2 separate regions of the Homo sapiens genome follow, and region 1 is linked to region 2. Evidence: chromatin contacts called from ENCODE Hi-C or POLR2A ChIA-PET data. All regions are on one chromosome and are shown on one strand. The core of a region is the stretch at or near the end of the contact, and the rest is flanking DNA. Distances in the headings are between cores, read along the strand shown. Region 1 overlaps SH3GL1 (SH3 domain containing GRB2 like 1, endophilin A2). Region 2 overlaps CHAF1A (chromatin assembly factor 1 subunit A).

Region 1 (6,080 bases), core at 542-3,041, 63 kb before region 2:
CCAGAAGCGCCTACACAAACATCCCCACAGATAGCAATGTGGGGATCTGCCCCCATCCTTGAGTATGTGGGGTCTACTTAAAAAAAAAAATCCTGCCAGCTTGGCTGGGAGAGGCAGCAGGAGCTGACAGTTACGAGAAGAGGTGCAGGCAGCCGGGCAGGGAGGCCGCCATTCTCCTGTGCTCTGGTGCCCGTGTCTGCAGGATGGGACAGCCCAGCCCTTGCCCCATGTGGACACTGAGTTTCACAAGGCAGTCAACACAGGCCTGGCACACCTTGGTCCTCACGGCTCTCAGCTACGGTGAAAGCGATGACAATGACAGGCACTTACAGCGTCTTTCCTCGTGTGGTGGGAAGGCAGAAGCAAGCACTGAATTCCCAAACCACTCCCTCTGACAGCGCCTGGGATGCGAAAAACAGCCCTGAAATGTCCCATGGAACATGGCGGGAACCACTGAACCCCAGCACCGCTGTCTGAGCACAGGCGTTGCTTTCTTCACCCCACGTATCCCATGTGTGCCTGGCGCCAAGGGATGCCGCACAGAGTGAGGATGGACAGTGTGAGGCCCTTCCCAGCACACAGCGCTTCATGAAGAGCCGAGTGGCTGCCAGGCCCTGCCACAAATGGAGGCTCCCAGAGGGAGGCCGCCTGAGGTCACAAGCTTGGCCCTGCCCTCTGGGGGCCAAGTGTCACAGGGTGTGCCATCTCTGAAGTCATCGGCAAATTTAACATCCCGGGTCTGATCACTTGTGTGAAGACGTGCACACACGGCCTGGGCAGGAGAGTGAGGTGTTGCGTGCCGTGGGCCATGGCCTGTGCCCCTGGTGCTCCCCAGGTCTGATTGGTGCTTGCCTGCCCCGAGCTGTCACAAGACGTGGCCAAGGGATGCCATGAGGGTCCGTGTGGTGCCACACTGCGTTGGCTGTGTGGGGCTGGGGGGTGTCCAGCAGGGCAGTCAGGAGTTTAGGACCCAGCCTGGGAGGAAGTGACCCAAGAGCAGGAAGTGCGGGGGCAGGAGAAGCTTGAGCCTGGGGCTCTGCCCACGCCAGGCACCTGGTGTACCCTCTAGCCCATGCCTGGAGGTCACAGCCCAAGGCACCATGAGTGCAAATGCCCCCAACCCCAAGTTCTGCAAAAGGTAGCCTGCCCGGAGTACACGGCTGGTCTTGTGTCCTGGCAACCTGCCCAAAAAGACACCAGCCCCTTTGCCAAGGAATTCCTGGCCCTCCTCCAAGGCTTGGCTCTGGAAGCCCCCACACCACGGGACTGTCCTCACCCACGCATCGGGACCCTTTCTGTCCACCTGCCTTCATGTGCGGGGTGTGCCGGGCATTCAGTGAGCACAGGCCCCATGCCTCTGACCCCTGTCCCTTTCCTGCCTGTGGGTTGGTGGCTCTCAACTCAGCCACACAGCACCTTGGAAGCTTCTTAAAAATCCCCTCGTTGGCCGGGCGCGGTGACTCATGCCTGTAATCCCAGCACTTTGGGAGGCTGAGGCAGGCGGATCATGAGGTCAGGAGATCGAGACCATCCTGGCTAACACAGTGAAACCCCGTCTCTACTAAAAATACAAAAAAATTAGCCGGGCCTGATGGCGGGTGCCTGTAGTCCCAGCTACTCGGGAGGCTGAGGTAGGAGAATGGTGTGAACCCGGGAGGTGGAGCTTGCAGTCAGCAGAGATCCAGCCACTGCACTCCAGCCTAGGCGACAGAGCAAGACTCCATCTCAAAAGAAAGAAGAAAGAAAAAAAAAATCACCTCGTCACACCCACCGCGGGAGGGCTGACTCTGGCACAGGTGAGAAGCAGGAACTGTCCCTTGCGGGGCAGGAGAGTGGGGCTGCCCTCCATTTCTGCTGAAGGCATTAGGAGGAAGGAGCCCCCCCTCCCTAGGTGTTTTTGGGGCGTTCCACTCTATTTCCTGGGACAGTTTCACTTCTTTTGATTGTGGCGAGAGAGGGCGTGCTCAGAGCCAGCGGCTGCCGGAGAGGGAAATGAGTGGCTGATGTGAGACTGGACTCTTCTGGGAAGCCGGGAGGAGAACTGAAGCCAGCGGGCTGCGAAACCACACCTTCTGGGCGGAGGCCACCCCGGCCCCACGACCTGCCCAGGCAGGACCCAGTGTGCAGGCTGGCAGGAGTGGCTCCGTCAGGGCCCTTCCCCAGCCCCCTGCCTCTCACAGGGCAGGAGGAGAGGCCCTACCGGCGAGGACCACATCCTGCCTCTGAGGGGAGGGGCTGGGGACCCGCCACGGTACCAAAGACCCACCTGGTGGCCTCTGGCTCTGGCCCTGGCCCCACCTGCCCATCTCACCTGGGAATCCAGGACCCTGCCTTCCTGAGCCCCAGGACGACTTCCTGAACCCCCACAACCGCCTGACTCCTCGCACCCCTGACACCCGGGAGGCTGTGCCCTAACTACCCGGGTCCCTCTGCTCAGCTCCAGCCAAGTCCCTTGTGGTGACTGATGGTCCCCCACGGGCCAGGCACTGGGCAGGGGACACAACCCTGTAAGGCCCCTTCTCTCCAAGGCTTATGGGCTAGAAACCAGCACAGATGGACACAGGGATGAGCAGCCACAAGGGAAACACGGGAAAAGCAAGGCAGCCGGGCCACGTGCAGCGCCGGCCGCAAGCGCGGAAACCAAGCGTGGGCTCCTGCCCGCTGGGGCCCTACTCACTGCGGTCTCCACACCAGCACACTGCTGAGCACGGAGGGGACCGAGAGTCTGCGGCAGAGCTGGGCGCCACGGGGAGGCTCACCAGAGGGCGCCTCTGGGCTCGCTGTCAGGAGCGAGTGTTCCTAACCCTGGTGCCATCTGCCAGGCAAGAGCTGCCTGTTGTGGGGCAGCCAGCCCCAATGCCCCCGCATCAGAGACCCTACCGGTGGGGAGGGAGGACTGAGGCCATGGTCCCAGCAGTCCATTCCTGCCGAGGGAGACTCTGCAGGCTGGCTGTAGCCCTGACTAGTGCAGCGGACTCAGCAGTGGCAATGACAGCTCCGCACTCGAGTCCATCCCATACCCACAAGGCTCGCCTCCTGTTCCCACCCCGCATGGCAGGAAACGGAGGAAAATAATGGGGCCACTCAGTAGCCAGGGACCCAACAGGGCTCAGGGGTGAGACCACCCTCCGCTGACTGAACCTGCATCAGGGTGGCAGGGTGGGTGGGGGCCCCCTCCCCACTCTCCCACAGGGCCCCACCTGGACGGGGTCAGAGTACCAGCTGCAAACCCCGAGTGACCAACCGCAGGCCCCACAAGGGCTGCCATCCTGAGAGCAACACCAGCGCCTTCTCTCCCCATGCCTGGAACAAACAGGCCGAGCCCAAGAGGGAACAGTCTCCAAGACTCTGCCCCTGCTTCAGATGCCGGCTGGCCTCCCACAGAGGCTGTGACATGTCCCCGCCTGGAGCAGGGAGAAGTGAGGTTTGGCCAACCCTGCCAGGCGAGGACCAGGGCTGAGAAGTCACTATGGGAGAGGCCCCGGCTCAGTCAGGCCTGGCAGTGGCCTCTGGGAAGGATCCCACTGTTGCCTGCCGGACACTTCCCCAGGGTTTGGCAAGACTGGCTTGTGGTCTTTCAGATCTTTGCCCAGAGATGCCCAGCGGAGACCTGCCCACTCTATGCTCACGCATCCCACCTGCACCCGCCACCTGCATGCCGCATGGATTTTCTGCCTGACCCTGTACTCTGTCACCTGTGAGCCAGGCACCTGGGAAACGAGCAAGCTGGACACGAAGATGGGGTTTTGCCCCAGAGCATGGGACTCTTGTCCCCCTGGGAGAAGGGGGCTATTCCTTTGAAGCCTGGCATTCATTAGAGTTTAGACCTTTGGCTCTCTTTGGAGGGGAGCAAGGGATGTGACACACAGAACAGAGAATACAAGGTGGAAAAATACAGAAATGAACTGTGAAGACACTGTGGACTGAGAGTCAGGACAGGGCTACCGTAGGCAGGAGAATCCCAGGTTTTACCCAGAGGGGTGTGGGCAGCTGCCCTGTGCCCGGCAGGCACAGCTGTGGTGGCCACTTGGCAGGAGCAGGAGGAAAATTCCGAATCCTGCCGAGTGGAGCTGGCTGCTGCCGATGGGCGGCCTTGGGATTTAAACATCTCAGCGGGGAAACCTGATCCACACAGCACGGAACACAAATGCCCGTCTCGGGCTTGGTGCCCCAGCAGACTATCTGCTCTGATGAATTCACAGGGTTTTGTTTTTTTTTCTCTTTTAAAGAAGAAAGCCAGCGTGGGGGAGGGCAAGGGAGGGCTGCTGTGGCCCAGCCTGCAGGGATGCGCCACATTTGCCCGCAGAGGGGTCGGCCCCAGGGTCCTCAGGTCTCACTGGCAGTCATGCTGTGGTGCTTGGTAATTTCCAGGTTCACAGCAGAGTTCACGGGTCCTCCCTCGGCTGGGGAGCGGGTCTCTGGCTGGTGTCTGCCTGCCCGTCGGCATCGGTGGTGCTGTGGTGCTGCACGCTGTGCTACAGAGCCATCTCCGCGTCCCTCCCTGCAGTCCTCCTCAGCGGAATCTGTGAGCGCACAGACCACAGGGGCCTCGCCCAGTGCCAGGCACAGAGCGGAGAAATGGCAGGTGGGCACGGCTGGTCAACCGCAGCGAATACCTGTGACAAGGCCTCATCTTTTTTTTTCTTTTTAAAGAGGCAGGGGTCTCACTATGTTGCCCAGGCTGGTCTCAAACTCGGCCTCAAGCAATCCTACCTCAGCCTTCCAAGTGCCAAAACTACAGGCATGACACAGTGTGCCTGGCCAAGGCCATACATTTACAGGACTAGGGGACAACAGCCCCAGGACAAAGCATGGGTTGGGGAGCTGGGGACCATAGGAGGGGGTCCAGGCCCAGCCACCTGCAGGACCAGGGACAGGGCAGGCAGGACACACGGAACAAGGGCCACTATTCACAGTCCCATGTGCCAGCCCCCATGCTAGGCACTCTGTGCCCGGCCCCCAACGTCACAGAGGAGGAAGCTGAAGGGGACGTGGAGGAGGCGAGTGCTCAGCCCCTCCTCACAGTGGGCGCAGTTCTAACACTGCAGCTGTGTTCAAGGCCTGGTCAGCCATGGAAAGGGGCAAAGCCAGGGTAAGGCCTGCAGAAGCAGCAGAGTCCTTATCAGACCTCTGTGCAAAACAGCTGGAATACAGGGTCGGGGTGGAGGCCCCAGGGAGGGACGTAAGGATCCCTGTGGTGTAGAAAAAGCCCTGACGTGGGAAGAGGGCAGGGGCAAAGGATGTAGGGATGTATCATATCCGTGTGTCTCTGAACCCCTTTCCATCTGCAACGCCCTTCCCTGCTGGCCCAACACCTGGGAGCCACTGCCCAACACACATGGCCACCTCGAGTCCATCACAGCTTCTTTCCCATGAGTCAAAAAGTCGAAGACGCGCACAGCCTGGAGGCGGCCTGCTGCCCAGCGACACAGGAAGCCACTGGCCTTCGTGTCCCCTTTTCCATGTGGGCTCCCAGGCTCCTGGCTTGCTGATGTGTCTGTCTGTCCTTCCTGGAAACCTTCAGTGGCCCCAGTGGCATGGGGACTCTCCAGACCTGAGGCCCTTGCGTGCTGACTATGAAAGCTCGCCTATCTACAGGGGCGGCGCTGGCTGCAGGCAGCTCTGAGCTTTCCTGTGACAGTAAGTGCCTGGCATGGGTGGGGTTGTGGCCCCTGGGCTCCTGGTCTGGGAGCCTGCAGGGCATCCGCAGGTGAAAAGCAGGAGTAGTCATTCCTGCACATGCTCAGGGATGAGGCCAGGAGGGGGAGGGAGAGGAGCAGTGGGAGGGGGGGCCACAGGAGCACCACAGGTGCCAAGTGACCCTCACAGGTGCCAGGTGATCCTCATGGCCCGGCGGCGAGGAATCAGACGGCAGAAACCCACTCCCCAGCCCAAGGGAAGATGGAGGGAGCCTCTGCCTTGGGGCTGACTGGGTCATCACCCACTGTGTGTGATGCACGGAGGGAAGGGTCCCGACAGCCGGGGCTCCCCTCAGCATCTGGGAGTTCTGAGAGCCCTGGATTTGCCACTGTCCTTCGAGCCTCCAGCCTCTCAGTAGAGATCTCCCCTCCTGTCCATCA
Region 2 (5,816 bases), core at 2,772-5,271:
ACCGCGCCTGGCCTAATTTTTGTATTTTTAGTAGAGACGGGGTTTCACCATCTTGGCCAGGCTGGTCTCGAACTCCTGACCTCAGGTGATCCGCCCTCCTCAGCCTCCCAAAGTGGTGGGATTACAGGCATGAGCCACTGCCCCTGGCCTAATTTTTGTTTTTAGTAGAGATGGGGTTTCACCATGTTGGGCAGGCTGGTCTCGAACTCCTGACCTCAGGTGATCCGCCTTCCTCCGCCTCCCAAAATGGTGGGATTACAGGCATGAGCCACTGCCCCTGGCCTAATTTTTGTTTTTAGTAGAGATGGGGTTTCACCATGTTGGGCAGGCTGGTCTCGAACTCCTGACCTCAGGTGATCCGCCCTCCTCAGCCTCCCAAAGTGGTGGGATTACAGGCATGAGCCACTGCCCCCGGCCTTTTTTTTTTTTTTTTTTAAGTGAGGTTTGTTGAGATATAATTTACATCCAATAAAATAAACTCTTTTCAGGACATTTGTGTTGACAAATGACAGGGCCAGCTAACCATAATGAAGATAAACCCTATTTCCATCACTCAAAACAGCTCCCTTGTAGTCTGTCCCCCCACCGCCGGCCCTTGAGACTGCCAATCTGCCCTCTGCCCTGTAGCTCTGGAAACTCGGCTCTGTGGACCCACACAGTGCCTGGGCTTTTGAGTCTGTGCCTTGGCCTTAGCCTGGATGAATCCCACCAGCACCCTGCTGTGTGCGTCCATGGTGCCTCCTTTCTCCCATTGCTCGAAGACCCCATCGGGTCTCTTCTTGATTTCAGACCCTGGCCGGCTCCTGTGGGAAGTTTGCCCCCTTTGAAATTAAAGAGCACATGGTCCTGGCCCCTCGGCGTCGGACCGCTTTCCATCCAGACCTCTGCAGTCAGCTGGACCAGCTCCTCCAGCAGCAGAGCGGCGAGTTCTCCTTCTTGAAAGACCTCAAAGGCCGGCAGCCCCTGAGGTCCGGACCCACGCACGTTTCCACCCGGAATGCAGATATTTTTAACAGGTCAGAGCCTGAGGAGGTCGGCCTTCACCCACTAGTGATGCTGGAGGCCAGCATCCTGAACCCTGGGGTCCCCGGGGTGGGAGCTCTGGGTCCTTCTGTTGCTTGCTTCCTAGTGCCCTCGGGCCCTGGGCTTCGGTGCTGGCTCAGGCCTCTCTCCACCTGGCCTTCCTGTAAGCTCCTGAAGTCTTCCTCTCCCTGTCTTCCCAGCTCCTCGTGGAGGAATCTTATTTCCCTGCTGGTCTCCAGTGAAGGATACCCCCCAACACCTCGCTCTTGCAAATCTCATTCCACAGAACCTCCCTTGCTAAAAATGCTCTGGGGCTGCACCTGGGCAGCTGTCCTCCCTCTCACCCTGCAGGCTGCACCCTCCTCCATCTGTCCCTTCAGTCCATGTTCCTGACCTTTCTTTGGGGACAGGCAGTGCTGCTTTTTAACAAATGCCCATCTTTCTAGAATTGTTAGGCCAGCTTCACAGGGAGGTTCCTGGGAGGTTTGTGAGCAGGTCTGTAAGGCAGCGTGATCCTGAGCCTGGGGTTTTCCTTCTCAGTGATGTCGTCATCGTGGAGCGTGGGAAGGGCGACGGTGTTCCCGAGAGGAGGAAGTTTGGCAGGATGAAGCTCCTGCAGTTCTGTGAGAACCACCGGCCTGCCTACTGGGGTACCTGGAATAAGAAGACGGCACTCATCCGCGCGCGAGACCCCTGGGCCCAGGACACGGTGAGCTAGCCCCAGAGTGCCTCCGTCCCCGTACCTCCTCACTGTGCCCCTTTCCTCCAGCCCCAAAGACAGTTGTGAGTCCCATGTGTTTCTTTTCTCAGAAGCTCCTGGACTATGAGGTGGACAGTGATGAGGAGTGGGAAGAAGAGGAGCCTGGGGAGTCCCTGTCCCACAGTGAGGGGGTAAGGATGTGCCCCAGCTGTCTTCACTCACAGACGGCTTGTGTTTGAGTCTCTGTCCCACAGTGAGGGGCTAAGGATGCAGCCCAGCTGTGTTCACTCACTGACAGCTGGTGTTTGACCTGCTGTGTGGTCTGAAACCTGAACGCACCTCAACATCCAGACTTCCAGCTTCTCTCGAAAAATCTCATCTGGTGACACTCGCCCACGTGGCTGCTGGGGATGGGATCCCGTCCGCATCTGCACCGTGGCCCCACAGCCCCCTCTTGCCTCCTGCGGGCCTGCTGCACACCATTTCCTCCTGACTGCCCAGCTGCTGTGACCTAGTGGGCTTTCTGCCGATGCTCACCGTGTCTGTCGGGAGGCCATGCAAAGCAGATGTTCACAGCTTTACATTTTTTTGTTTCTTTAAGATGGAGTCTCACTCTATCACTCAGGCTGGAGTGCAGTGGCGCGATTTCGGCTCACTGCAACCTCTGCCTCCCAGGCTCAAGTGATAGTCCTGCCCCAGCCTCCCTAGTAGCTGGGATTATAGGTGCGTGCCACCATGCCCAGCCAAGATTTGTATTTTTAGTAGAGACAGAGTTTTACCATGTTGGCCAGGCTGGTCTCAAACTCCTGACTTCAGATGATCCGCCCACCTCAGCCTCCCAAAGTGCTGGGATTAGAGGTGTGAGCCACTGCGCCTGGCCTACTTTGTTTTTAATAAGGCACACACTCTGCTTTTCTATCTGATGAACTCTTTTTTTTTTCTCCTTTTGAGGATGATGATGACGACATGGGAGAGGATGAAGATGAGGACGATGGTTTCTTTGTGCCCCATGGGTACCTGTCTGAGGACGAAGGTGTGACAGAGGTGAGGGAGTGAAGGGGGAGGTCACCGGCTCAGCAAAAGTTCATTTCTGGACTGGTGCTCAGTGGCCTGACCTGGGAGGGTGACGGGGGTCCCAGCCCAACCATACGAGATTTGGACTGCATTCCAAGCACGCAAGCTCACTCGTGGGAACAGCTGGGCCTGAACTTGGTATTACCTGGGAGGGTGGCAGACGTAGGAGGAGCTTGCAAGCGAGGGGAGCCATAGGAGCAGACACCCTGGTGAGGGAGCGTGGCCATGGTCTGTGGGTTAGAAGGCTGGAAACCACCCGAGCTGACATACAGTCAGCATGCAGCAAGACATGTGCATTGTAAGTGTTGAGTTTGATGACGTAACAATCAAGTGAATGTGGGCAACCACCGCCCGAAATAAAACAGAACTTCCCTATCTCTCCAGAAGATTGCCCACGTCTCTGCAGGCGAACCTGCCTGCCACCCCTTTCCAGATTCCATAAGGTTGTGGAACTGTCTTTTTTTTTTTTTTTCTTGAGACGGATTCTCATTCTGTTACCCAGGCTGGAGTGCAATGGCCCGGTGTTGGCTCACTGCAACCTCTGCCTCCCGGGTTCAAGCAATTCTCCTGCCTCGGCCTCCCAAGTAGCTGGGACTACAGGCGTGTGCCACCACACCTGGCTAATTTTTGTATTTTTAGTAGAGACGGGAGTTCATTATGTTGGCCAGGCTGGTCTTGAACTCCTGACCTCCAGTGATCCACCCGCCTCGGCCTCCCAGAGTGCTGGGATTACAGGCATGAGCCACCGAGCCCGGCAGGAACTTGCTTTCAAGCAAGTTGTTTTTGGTCCTGTTTTGTTTTGAAGGCCTGTCGTTTGGGAAGTGGGGATTTGGTGGGACTGTCTCATGGTTGGACTGGAGGCCTAGGCATTCCTTGTGCATATCTGACCACCGAGGCCTGAACTGTCAGTCAGAGAGTGGTCTCAGGCCCTGCATGTGTCTGCCAGATGCCTGGGCCATGTGGGTAGACACCCAACCCTGTTAAACGGCTCCACGATCACACATTCACCAGAAAATTCAGAGGGGTGTTAAAAGAGGCCTCATGGGTGAGTTCAGAAATATCTGTGACGCTCCCAAAGGAGACCAGGTGTGAATTATTCCATCTGGAAGAGGGGCAGCCAGCGCATGGTGTGCTCTGCCCTGGCCCTGACACTGTGGGAAGTTTTGTGCCCCTGTCCTTTCCTCTTGCTCCCCAGCTGGCTGGGGACTGGTTCCTCAAAAGAGTGCCCGGGCATAGGGGAGCAAGAACCCCAAATAAACTTCTGCTTTCTAAACCACAAGGAGTGTGCCGACCCTGAGAACCATAAGGTCCGCCAGAAACTGAAGGCCAAGGAGTGGGACGAGTTCCTGGCTAAGGGGAAGCGCTTTCGCGTCCTGCAACCTGTGAAGATCGGCTGCGTGTGGGCGGCTGACAGAGACTGCGCAGGCGATGACCTGAAGGTACTGCAGCAGTTCGCAGCCTGCTTCCTGGAGACCCTGCCGGCCCAGGAGGAGCAGACGCCCAAGGCCTCCAAGCGGGAGAGGAGAGACGAGCAGAGTGAGTGTGGGCGGGGCCAGGCCACCCACCTGTTCCTGGGCCCAGCTAATTCCAGGGCTGAGGGCAAGAGTCACAGGCTAGTGGGTCCGTGATGCAAATGTTCTTTCCACAAATAACAGAGGCCAGCCCTTTTCCTGTACATGTCCGTACGTTCAATGATGTCCCTAGCAGCAGGACGAGGCAGGTCCCTTAATTGGCTTGTTTTATCAACCAGGACACAGGCACAGAGAGTGCTGGAGTGGGGGCTGTGCTTTCTCAAAAGCCAGGGAGGGGCCGGGCACAGTGCCTCATGCCTGTGATGCCAGCACTTTGGGAGGCCAAGGTGGGAGGATCGCTTGAGCCTAGTGCTTCGACACCAGCCTGGGCAACATGGCAAAACCCCATCTCTGCAGAAAATGCAAAATTACCTGGGTGTGGTATCACGCACCTGTGATCCCAGCTACTCAAGAGGCTGAGGTGGGAGGATTGCTTGAGCCTAGGAGTTTCAGACCACAGTGAGCCATGATCCTGCCACTGCACTCCAGCCTGGGTGACAGAGCAAGACCCTGTCTAAAAAAAAAAAAAAACTCAAAAAACTGGGGAGGGACCATGGCACACAAGGAGAGCAGGGCAGTCATTTGGGTAGGAACAGCAGGCATTTGAAGTCAGCCCTGGCAACACACGTGCCCGGCCAAGGCTCACTTCTGGGCAGGTGCGTAGGTGCTACCCTGTCTTACACCCGCCCTCATGAGGCCACCTATCCCCGAAGCTGGCCATGCCCCAAGCCTCGGTGGCAATGAGCTTGTGTATGTGTTTTGTTTTTTGGCCTGTGGTGATGGGTGGCTCCCCAAGCCTCATGCCCACCCATGTTCCCTCCTGCCAGTCCTGGCCCAGCTGCTGCCGCTCCTGCACGGCAATGTGAACGGGAGCAAGGTCATCATCCGGGAGTTCCAGGAGCACTGCCGCCGGGGACTGCTCAGCAACCACACCGGCAGCCCGCGGAGCCCCTCCACCACCTACCTGCACACCCCCACCCCCAGCGAGGATGCCGCCATCCCCTCTAAGTCCCGGCTCAAGCGGCTCATTTCCGAGAACTCAGTGTATGAGAAGCGGCCTGACTTCAGGATGTGCTGGTACGTGCACCCGCAGGTGCTACAGAGCTTCCAGCAGGAGCACCTGCCCGTGCCGTGCCAGTGGAGCTATGTGACATCGGTGCCCTCGGCCCCCAAAGAGGACAGTGGCAGCGTCCCCTCCACGGGGCCCAGCCAGGGCACTCCCATCTCGCTGAAGAGGAAGTCAGCGGGCAGCATGTGCATCACCCAATTCATGAAGAAGCGCAGGCACGACGGCCAGGTGAGGTGGGGTGGGCAGGTGGGGGCCTCTGCAGGGCTTTTCTTTTTTTGTTTGTTTTTTGTTGTTTTGTTTTTTTTTCGAGATGGAGTCCTGCTCTGTCACCCAGGCTGGAGTGCAGTGGCGCAATCTCAGCTCACTGCAACCTCCTCCC

Evidence for each region. Hi-C counts contacts between places; a loop is a spot of excess contacts on that map. ChIA-PET counts read pairs that join two places held with the same protein, here RNA polymerase II (POLR2A). Pooled maps may share reads with other maps.
Region 1: a loop to region 2 is called in a pooled map, with 2.6 times the contacts of the local background. The contact joins two enhancer-like sites. A Hi-C loop is called at or near these places in 2 of 168 maps with a recorded cell type or tissue (CD14-positive monocyte and endothelial cell of hepatic sinusoid) and 2 of 50 pooled maps. POLR2A ChIA-PET finds 5 or more read pairs at or near these places in 5 of 52 experiments (Caco-2, H1, HCT116 and 2 more).

What each region holds. Positions count from the first base shown.
Region 1 is chr19:4,367,345-4,373,424 of GRCh38, forward strand. The region is part of intron 1 of SH3GL1 (SH3 domain containing GRB2 like 1, endophilin A2); the gene reads right to left. Among named protein-coding and RNA genes, the nearest start is that of MPND, 27 kb to the left of the region's middle. RefSeq lists enhancers at 1,648-2,597, 1,956-2,145, 2,598-3,545, 5,090-5,823, 5,824-6,080. Within about 2 kb of position 1,792, at least 33 of the 41 ENCODE cell types and tissues checked have a DNase peak (open chromatin) inside an H3K27ac peak, as active enhancers do; they include CD14-positive monocyte, where a contact is called at or near this core.
Region 2 is chr19:4,427,875-4,433,690 of GRCh38, forward strand. CHAF1A (chromatin assembly factor 1 subunit A) reads left to right here. Exons shown (of 15, transcript NM_005483.3): 8 at 790-1,016; 9 at 1,564-1,732; 10 at 1,834-1,914; 11 at 2,675-2,767; 12 at 4,078-4,333; 13 at 5,196-5,665. Among named protein-coding and RNA genes, the nearest start is that of MIR4746, 15 kb to the right of the region's middle. RefSeq lists an enhancer at 2,856-3,619. Within about 2 kb of position 4,022, at least 3 of the 41 ENCODE cell types and tissues checked have a DNase peak (open chromatin) inside an H3K27ac peak, as active enhancers do; they include CD14-positive monocyte, where a contact is called at or near this core.